2 separate regions of the Homo sapiens genome follow, and region 2 is linked to region 1. A link is a contact called in ENCODE Hi-C or POLR2A ChIA-PET data. All regions are on one chromosome and are shown on one strand. The core of a region is the stretch at or near the end of the contact, and the rest is flanking DNA. Distances in the headings are between cores, read along the strand shown.

Region 1 (5,292 bases), core at 1,855-4,354:
GAATGATAACAGTAGAGGAGTTAGTCACTGAAAACTGCAAATGTTTAAAAGTCAAGGGTCAAATCCAGTTTCATACAATAACAATTGATTCCACTTTGCTAAAACTCAATTGAAATAGACTGTTTTAACTCTAGATATTATCTTTTTAAGTGATAGGATTCTGGCTTTTGCTCCAGAAATAAAGATTTCAGCAGCTCTGGGAACTTGGTAGTTGGATCCAGCATGTGTTTACCTGTTGGATCAGCATAGTTCCTGTAGGCTTGACAATCGGGACAAATTTCAGATTGTGAAACAACACTAGATTCCTTAGCTTAATTGATCTGGGGTTTAAGTTTCAAATTACTATTTATTTTTATTAACTCAATTCATGGTATCTTAATTCACATGGCCTGCTCTCCCTATTTGCAGCCAAACATCTCTCAGGTAGTACTTTAATTTCAAGTGATTGTGTAAGACTGTAGGGTACTTCCTGATTGGCCTTCGTGGAAGCCCCAGGTGTCGACTGGTCTGGAGGCGAACTGCTATTTTCTTCCAGCACTCTAGGGTTAGTTTTGGTGTTTGCCTCAGTGGGAGTGTGTCCAGTGAGAGTCTGCTTTTCTGAATTGGTGCCAGAGGTGTTTTTTTTTTTACATTAGATATCATTTTTCTTTTGTCTTTAAAAAAGGTATCCTTTTCTTTTTGCTCCCAAGAAGTATTCCTTCCAGAATATTTTAAAATTTTCAAAAAATTCTCCTTTTTAGGCTCTCACAGATATGGAAGAATTGGTCGTCTTCAGGATAGCAATTTTGTCTGGTGTAACTTCTTACACCAGGAAATTCAAAATATATCATTTGGGATATATTTGAATATATCCCAATATATATTTTGAAAAATATATCAAAGGAAAATTCAAAATATATCATTTGGGAAAACAAGTAAGCATTTGGATGGTGCCTCTACTCAAAATATTCCTGGAAAATTTTTTTAAAGATAAATTTTTAGCCAGGTGTGGTGGCACATGCCTGTAGTGTCTGCTACTTGGAGGCTGAGGTGGGAGGACTGTTTGGGCCTCCAGTGTTCCGGGCTGCAGTGAGCCATCCATGATCCTGCCAATGTGGTGTAATAAGAAGATGTATAGACAGAAGTTTAATTTACACAGGTTATTAATTTCTATACACATTCTAATCATACAGGCTAATGAGGTACGTCATTTAAAGTGCAGGATTTATAGACAGCTGACAAGTTTTTCTTTTATGACATTATTCTATTTCCCTATCTATATAAATCAATCAGTTTTGTTTCTTCCCTCAGCTAAAGTTATATCAAATTTGTTATCAAGGTCAAAATGTCTATTAATCAGTTAATAGGGTAGCTAAAAAAAGTCTGTTAATTTTTTTTTTTTCTATTTTCTCCGCCACCACCCACATCTAGGTTTTCAAGGCTTTATTCTTGGATTACCACAATAGACAGGAACCTGACTTTTTATTACGGAAACATTCAAACACACATACAAGTAGGCAGAATAGTATATTGAACACATACATCTATCATGAAACTTCATCAATTATAAACATTTTGCCATTTTTGTTTCCTCTTGCCCCCATATTTTGTTCTAGAATAAGTTAAAGCCCACTCCAAGCATTATAGATTGTCAGTAAGAGTCGCTAACAGATAAGTAACTTGTGTCCCCAGTAAATAGCTTTCTAATTATTCTTCCTCCAATCTTCCTGCTTTTCTTACCAATCCCAAAATTTCCACTACTTGGCATACTGTTAAAGAAACAGAGAAAGTTTTTCAAAGGCTCAATGCTGCCTGTTGAATCAGATGCAAACTCTTGTCCTGGTTTACAAAGCTATGTTGACCTTAGCTTGACCCTGCCTGTCTAATCTCATCTCATTTTTCCCCAGTGGGCTATCAGGTGGGTCTCTTCACTGTATCAGCTGATGCTCTGTTTATTCCTGTCTCTTGTCAAGTCCTCACCTCCCCAAATTCTGTGCATCCTAGAAAGCCCTGCTTGGGTGCCACTTTCTCTATTAAGCTTTTTCCAGCTCTTACTGACTGCTCCTTTCCCTGACCTCCTGGGATTAAAACACAATTCCTCTAACTTTCATATCTGGTATTTTCTGTCATATTCCAGACTTAATTATTGCAATCAGGAAAGTGAGCTCTGAATCTGAATTTTCTCTTCCTTGCTTCCTTTTTTCCTTTCTTCCAACCCTTCTCTCTCCTCTCTCCTTCCTTCCTTCCTTCTCTTTCTTTCCTTTCTTTCTGCTCCCCTGTCCCCCTCCCCCTCCCCTTCTTCCCTCCCTCTCCCCTCCCCTCTCTTTGTCACACTCTATCATCCAGGCTGGAGTGCAGTGCATGATCATAGCTCACTGCAGCTTTGACCTCCCGGGGTCAAGTGATTCTCCCTCCTCAGCCTCCTGAGTAGCTGGGACTACAGGTGCACACTACCATGCCCGGCTAATTTATTCTTGTTGTAAAGATGGGGGTCTCACTATATTGCCCAGGCCAGACTCCTGGCCTCAACCAATGCTCCCTTTTCAGCCTCCCAAAGTGCTGAGATTACAGGTGTGTGCCACTGCAGCATTTACTTTTTAAATACAACTTTAAAATGTCTGGGTGAGTGGTATTTTTGAGGACACGAAGAAGGTGAGTGGTGCTGGATAGAATCTAGCATTGGAATCGTAGGCAGAATTCTAAGATGGTCCTAGGGCTATCTTTGCCTCAGATGTTACTCCTGTGATTCTGTTAGGTTACATTGCAAAAGTGATTTTGCAAAGGTAAATAAAGTAATTATTAACCAGCTGACCTTAAGATAGGGAAACTACTCATCTAATCACACGGGCCCTTTAAAAGCGGAGTGTTTTCTTTGGCTGGAGGCAGAAGAGGAAATCTTAGAGATTCCAAGCCTGAGAAGGACTCAACCCACAATTACTGGCTTTGAGGATGGAGCAAGGGGGCAATGAGCCAAGGAATACAGGTATTTTGTAAATATCCAAACAGAAAATGGAATCTCAGGCCTACATCCACAGGGAATTGACTTCTGCCAACAACCTGATTAAGCTTAGAAGCAGATTCTTGCTCAGAGCCTCCAGATAAGAGCCCAGCCCTGCTGACACCTTGAGTTTGGCGTTGTGTTACTTCATGCAGAGTCAAGCCAACCCCGCCCAGACTCTGACCTGCTGAACTGTGAGATAACACATGGGTGGTGTTCTGAGCTGCTAAATTTAGGGGTAATTTGTTACACAGCAATAGAAAGTTAATACAATATATAACACAGGGTTTGAGCTTATAGTGCAATTTTATGCATTTCCTGCTATTTTAATTAAGGCTCCAAATCAGCAAGAGAGGTTTTCCAATAAATGGGGGCACTGGTCTTAGGATGTGTGGTCATTACACAGGCTAGCAGTGTCTTTAGTTTATGATATCTCACTTTTGTCCAGCACTTCCCCATTCCAGATGGGAAAATTTCTTTTTTTCTTTTTCTTTTTTTTTTTTTTTTTGAGACGGCGTCTCGCCCTGTCACTCAGGCTGGAGTGCAGTGACATGATCGCGGCTCACTGCAACCTCCACATCCTGGGTTCAAGCAATTCTTCTGCCTCAGCCTCCCTAGTAGCCGGAACCACACGTGCATGCCACCATGCCCGGCTAATTTTTGTAGTTTTTAGTAGAGATGGTGTTTCATCAAGTTGGCCAGGCTGATCTTGAACTCCTGACCTCGTGATCCACCTGCCTTGGCCTCCCAAAGTGCTGGGATTACAGGCATGAGCCACCGTGCCCGGCCTGGAAAATTTCAAGGAAAGGAAAGTGTAGCTTCCCTATTGCCAGTGTTTTCAAAAGAATCTATAAAAGGGTCCTGGAGCAGGAGAAGGTGATTAGGACAGCATATCTGACCAGTAGTAGCATCAGCTTACTGTGTTGCCAGACTCTAGCCATTTACCTCTACTGTGAGAGGGGGGCATATTTTGTAGGGCAGCGGTCTCCAACCTTTTTGGCCCAGGGACCAGTTTCATGGAAGACAGTTTTTCCATGGATGGGCTGTGGGTGGGTGGATGATTTCAGGATGAAACTGTTCCACCTCAGATCATCAGGCATTAGATTCACATAAGGAGGACACAACCTAGATTCCTTGCATGCACAGTTCACAATAGGGTTCACGGTTCTGTGAGAATCTAATGCCAGAGGCTGATCTGACAGGAGGCAGAGGTCAGGCGGTAATGCTGGCTCGCCCATCGCTGGTACCGGTTCATGGCGCTGGAGTTGGGGAACCCTGCTGTAGGGAAAGAACCCCTTAGCTCTGCAGCAGCCACGATTTCAGATGGTACAACTTGTTTAAAATAAATAGACACACTCACTTCAGAGACTGGTCAAGAAATAGTTGCCGAGAGCTCTTGGAACCAAGATGAGAACTTACATTACAGTTTCTTCTGCAGCCTAGGATCACAGATGACGGGCAGGGGCTTTATTAGTTTAACCGGCATCTATTTCTCCAGTCGTGCACACAGAAATGAATGAATGATTAGACATTCATTTGGGGTGCCTTTGTGTGATTCATAAATAACTTGTTCCTTATAAAATTTATTGCTGAATGACTCATTAAAGAATTATGATGAAGATAATAAGGCTCCTAATTTAAAGGGTTATGCAAGTGTTCTTTTAAAAATCAACTTTGCGAGGTGTAATTAATGCATAAATTTTAAGTGTACAGTTTAACAAATGTATACACCTATGTAACCACCACCCAGTCAAGATACAGAACATTTTTGACATCCCAGAAATTTCCTTCATGCCCCTTTGCAGTCAATCTCTCCTTCCACACAGCTATTGATCTGATTTCTATTATATTATTGTAGATTAGTTTTTGCCTCTTCAAAAACGTCGTATAAATAGAATCATACAGTCTGTACTATTTTCTTATTTTCTGGGTTTCTTTCACTCAGCATGATTTTTTTTTTTTTTTTTTTTTTTGAGACGGAGTCTCGCTCTGTCGCCCAGGCTGGAGTTCAGTGGCGCGATCTCGGCTCACAGCAAGCTCCGCGTCCCGGGTTCACGCCATTTTTCTGCCTCAGCCTCCCGAGTAGCTGGGACTGCAGGCGCCGGCCACCATGCCTGCCTAATTTTTTTTTTTTTTTGTATTTTTAGTAGAGACGGGTTTCACCCTGTTAGCTAGGATGGTCTCTATCTCCTGACCTCGTGATCCACCTGCCTTGGCCTCCCAAAGTGCTGGGATTACAGGCATGAGCTACCGCGCCCGGCCTCTGCATGATATTTTTGAGATTAATCCACATTGGTGCATTGATCACTAAAGTA
Region 2 (5,292 bases), core at 1,990-4,489, 220 kb after region 1:
TTTTTATTTTTAGCTGACATGGGATAATCATATGTACTTATGAGATATAGAGTAAATTGGTTGAATTTTAATGTCCCTCAAGTAATTACCTTTTTAAAAAAGATAATTAAAATGTCCCAAAATAATGTATTAATATTTGGGGGCAACAATTTACACAATGCAGAGGTGTATAAAGAAATGTTTAATAATTTTCTCTTTCACTTTCCATCTCTGAGTAAACAAATGTTAACAATTTGGTATATATCCTTTCAGACATTCCTCTATATTCATATAAAGATATATAAGTACACACGTATATTTTTAATTTTAAAAAGGAAAATATGATAAAATATATACACCTACTATGTCCCCACAAAAATTAAAAAAGTTTTTAAAAAGGAAAACATGACAAAAAGGGTGTGCCATAGTTTACTTTGCTAATATATTATTACATCTTTCTAGGTCAATATATGTGTATCTCACTCATTTTTAAGTGGCTGCATAATTTTCTATATGACTGATATACCATAATTTATTCAAACGTTCACCTACCAGGAGCCTCATGACATGTCCAGTTGGGCCACCTCTGATGTCAGCCACACTTGAAGGGGACAGTTCCACGTGAATGTAGAATCAGCTTGTGCTGACAGCATCTTGACTCAAGTATGTGTCTTGAGTTGTTTTGCTTTTTTTCTCTAGAGTTTCTCTCTAATGGCTGTGCTCCCACCTCCTGACCGCCAGTGGGCAATTCTGTAAGTTATTCAGGAGGCAGAATCAAGTGCTGTTGCTTTCAGGAGTGATCAACTTCCATTTTTAATTGGGCTTTTCAATCTTCCCCGCCTCATTCTCCCTGGTCCCATGATCCCCTCTTGGAGTCACCTTCCAAATAAACTGGCTGTGCAGGAGTCTTTCTAATGACAGACATATGGATAATTTTTACTGTTTTTTTTTTTTTTTTTTGTGATGGGGTCTTGCTGTCACCCAGGCTGGAGTGCAATGGTGCAATCTCGGCTCACTGCAACCTCTGCCTCCTGAGTTCAAGCGATTCTCCTGCCTTAGCCTCTCAAGTAGCTGGGATTACAGGTAAGCACAACGAAGCCCGACTAATTTTTGTATTTTCAGTAGAGATGAGGGTTTTGCCATGTTGGCCAGGCTGGTCTTGAACTCCTGACTGTGGGCGATCCACCCACCTTGGTCTCCCAAAGTGCTGGGATTACAGGCATGAGCCACTGTGCCTGGCCGATTTTTACTGTTAATAAACAGAGATGCACTGAACTTCTTTTTTAAATATTATACATCAGTGCTTTTTTATTTTTAAGTATTAGATTATCAAATGAAATGTGTCATCAGATTACATTTCAAAAAGGCTATAGCAAATCACAGGCCAAGTGACAGTATGCAGGAATCCTTTTTATATACACACTACCCATCAAAGATTACTGTACAATTTTTGCCACTCTGATTTGAAAGTAGTGGTATGTCATATTGCTATATTTTCCTGTCAGATGTGATGCAAGGGGCATCTTTTCATGTTTTTGAAAATTTATTTATGTCAGCTCATGCAAAAAACCATCTGAGATTGATTAAAGACATAAATGAAAAAACATAGTGAAAATATTCAAAGAAATTTCAGAGAAAGTTTGTTTCACCATGTGTGAGGAAGACATTCTTAACTATAAATAAAGATGGATAAACTTGACTAGATTAAAATTTTGCTTTTTTTTTAAGTTCTGATTGAGCAAATGATACCATAAGCAAAGTTAAGACAAATGATGGACTGGCAAAAATATCTACAAAACATAAAATAGACATGATGAATTGATATAAAAATCAAGCTATCTTATAGAAAAGCAGGCAAAGGCCAAAAACAGAAGAAAATGTGTGGCATCTTCCTTCCTATTAGCAGTATAATTCTCCAGGTTATTTTTAGATGTACACACAAACAGAGGCCTGTAAGCTCAGGACCAATCTTTTCAAGAGAATTCGTTCAGACAGAGCTTACTTTGACTTGGGGACTACAGGTCAGCTGCTCTGGAATTCAGAGGCCACATCTCTGTAACACAATGGAAGTTACAAATAGTCTAATACATTTTGTCTACCTAGACCCAAGAATAATGTCCTTGTATTATGTGGGCTGGCATTCATACACCTAACTTCTCTTGGCCTGCATCATTTATCTGATTCTTCCCAATATATTGGATTAGGCAATTTCTAAACTTTATAAACCCTTTTATTGTGTGTGTAGTTCACCCCATCATATCAGCCACCAGGTAGAACCCCCAAGGTATCACAAGTCTGTGCAATTTATTTTGATATCTTAAAAGCATTAAAAAAATCTCATCTCACACAGAACATAAAACAGATATATTGCAATGCAGTGATGCCAGATGGGTTAACATTTATATTTCTTTTCTACTCAATGCTCCATGGTGAAAATAATAGTATTTCTTTATCCTTGTTTGTACTGTCTGAATGCCATAAATTACGGCTCTGCTCCAAAGCTGGTGCTTTATAAAGCCATAATCTGTTCACACACAAATAAAATGTCTTTCTGTATTTGGCCTTTGGACATAACTTCAGTGGGGGGAGAATTTATGAGCTATCAGATCCATGAGCTGCATCAGGTGTGCCAGAAGTTATGTTGATATGGCACATGAACTTAGATTCAAATCTAAGTTTAAGGTTTTAATGGGCCAGTTAAGTACAAACACTGGGGCCTGGTTTTCCTTCCCCATTGAACGAACCACTTTTTGCATAGGAATCTATTTATTTTAAATGTAAGTATAGAGAGGGAATAGCCTCAGAGGCAAGTGCTCACTGGGAGAGGAGAGAGGGGATCGATTCTTCTTTTGTAGTTGCTGCCGTTAAACTCCAGATGAAAAGATGCCTAGTGACATGAAGCTGTGAAAATGCCTTCAGACAATGTTTTAGAGCCTGAGATAAACAGTAATGGGACACAGCTAATTAGCTATTAAAACAATTGAATGGATTTCATTGAATTTTTACCAAATGGCAGAAACTGTTAGCTCTGAAGATTTTTTTCAGTAGCATAGGTTCAAACTTAAATGCATTAAAAACAGGTAATGCAGATTTAAAAAGACAAGTGATGCTCTCTTTACAGGATGTACTTTATGTTCAGGTCATGAGATTATATGAATTGTCCGTGGATAGTCTCATAACCCATAGTTTACAAGAATTTAGTGTATTGTGTAGTTAACGGCTGACTGCCTGTGCGGTCCAGTATTTTTATGGTCCTGAGAAAAGCATAGGTTTCTCTGTGAAGCAGTTGTGGAAAGGTTGTAAAGTGACCTCAACTGACTGCTGAGTCGTCTATTGACGTCAAGAACATTTTATAGTCTGGTGTTTGGTGTATTTTTAGACTCTAAAATCATGGCTGATATATTTAATAGCATCAGTCTTTGACTCATGGATTTATTGTTTAACTCTTACCATTTGCTTTTAACAGAGAAATAGCTATAGAATGACAAAACTCTTCCACTTTTTCAAGTGCATTTTTACCCATACAAGAGGCCATTAAGCATTCTGTTCACATGCTGTGAAAGTAAGGGGCTTTAGTACTTAATTTGGAGAGGAAATGTGATTGAGGACAAAGCGCAGGACCTGGACTCTTACTGTGCACGTGCAATTTGTTAGCTGTGTAACACTGAGGAAGAGACTTAGGATCTCTAGGCATCAATTTTCTCCTCTGTGAAATGGAGATAGTAATATCTGCATCATTTGGAATGCTATCTGTGTTAAGAAGCCTAGTCTCAGAAAACCCAGTTTCAAATGGGCTTAAGCAACGGGTAAGTTTATTATCTCATGTAATTAATTGGAAACCCAGAAATAGCGTGGGTTTCTGGTGCAGAACAATCAGTGGCTCAAATGTCATTGGTGACACAGGATATTTCCACGTCTTCCTTTGCCAGATATAGATGTCATCTCCAGCTGCTTCCCTTTGTAATTATAAGGTGGTTGCCAGTGACAATAGAGATGAATGCTTTCTAGTTCTGTCTAGCTGAAGACAGAAAGAAATTTCCAACCTTCCAGTCTGGAATATAAATCCTTCGCTTCATTGATTGGGTTAACTTAGGTCCTGTATTAACTCTTCATCCTACCCCAGACACAATCAGAGGAATTCATTGCTCCTATTGACTCATCATCTGAGAATGGAACACAGAAGTTCACAGTGTCCGTGGTGCTTTCCATAGCACTTTACAGAGTAGTTGTGAGGGCTAATTTAGACGCACAACATGTGGTACATACAGGGTATTCCGTTAATGGTAATTACTACCAATTCTATTATTATTACCACTCGGTGAGTGTTGGCTCACTCACTGGTGCATTGGGCTCCATAGTTTACCCTGTTTGACCTGAATATGGTGGTAAAGGCGACAAGCTCACAAATTTGCCTCCTATTTGAGTCACTGAATTTTGTACAGAGGAAACAATCTTTAAAAAGCCTATTTATGTCTTAGCTACAGTGCTAAGCCCCATAAGACGTCTTACACATTTTGCCCCTGTTTACAAGGAAACCCAAGCAAGAGGCCATGAACAAGTCAGGACAAACCCATCATCACTGTGGAAAAAAATTTAGGTAATTAATTTTTAAAAACTTTATAAGAAATACCACCAATTAAAGGACATAACTTTTAAAAAGTGAATTCTTAACTGATGTAAATGGGTAAATAAGTCAGTTTTGCATTTTAAGAACACATACTCCGGTGCCAACTAAGTAATGCTTCCTCCACGTGGAAGTACTACTAAACCATGTGCTTAGATTAGACTTAATGTTAAAAAGTTTTTTTTTTCCCCTCAAATCATTAGACTCTGAAAAAGCACAGAATTTCAAGTGTTGACCAAATTCTTCTAAACTCATATTTAAACTTGTTAGACCAAGCCAGGTATGTTTGAGCATGTAAACAATTCATATGAATCCCTTCTTTTTCTAAAGGGAGTGGTCTATATAATGAACAGGTCTAAGTGTCCAAATTGTTCTTGGAAAAAAACAGTGTACCAAGAGTCAGGAGTAGGGAACAGATGACACTGTTAAACAGGATAATTTGAAGATAAATTAATAAAGGGAGTACTAACAAAGTTGTGGGCAGGGGGGAGAAAAACCAAAAGAGATTGTGCAGTGCAGTAGTCTAGAGTCAGTAAAGGCCAGAGCAGAGGAGTTACGTCTGCAGGCCTATGTCCCTCTAGCTTGTACCCAGGTTCCTCATTGGCTGAGCTCATCTGAAGCCAGAGGACAGAGGATGATGAAGCCTGTGGATACAGCCAAGTGGGGAAGTCTCCGCAGCTCAGAGCAGG

What was found. Hi-C counts contacts between places; a loop is a spot of excess contacts on that map. ChIA-PET counts read pairs that join two places held with the same protein, here RNA polymerase II (POLR2A). Pooled maps may share reads with other maps.
Region 2: a loop to region 1 is called in a map of IMR-90, with 2.7 times the contacts of the local background. The contact joins two enhancer-like sites. A Hi-C loop is called at or near these places in 9 of 168 maps with a recorded cell type or tissue (IMR-90, PC-3, PC-9 and 5 more) and 16 of 50 pooled maps. POLR2A ChIA-PET finds 5 or more read pairs at or near these places in 12 of 52 experiments (A549, AG04449, CD4-positive, alpha-beta T cell and 8 more).

What each region holds. Positions count from the first base shown.
Region 1 is chr3:101,865,832-101,871,123 of GRCh38, forward strand. No RefSeq gene overlaps it. Among named protein-coding and RNA genes, the nearest start is that of NFKBIZ, 19 kb to the left of the region's middle. Within about 2 kb of position 3,105, at least 6 of the 41 ENCODE cell types and tissues checked have a DNase peak (open chromatin) inside an H3K27ac peak, as active enhancers do.
Region 2 is chr3:102,086,817-102,092,108 of GRCh38, forward strand. No RefSeq gene overlaps it. Among named protein-coding and RNA genes, the nearest start is that of RDUR, 150 kb to the left of the region's middle. Within about 2 kb of position 3,240, at least 5 of the 41 ENCODE cell types and tissues checked have a DNase peak (open chromatin) inside an H3K27ac peak, as active enhancers do.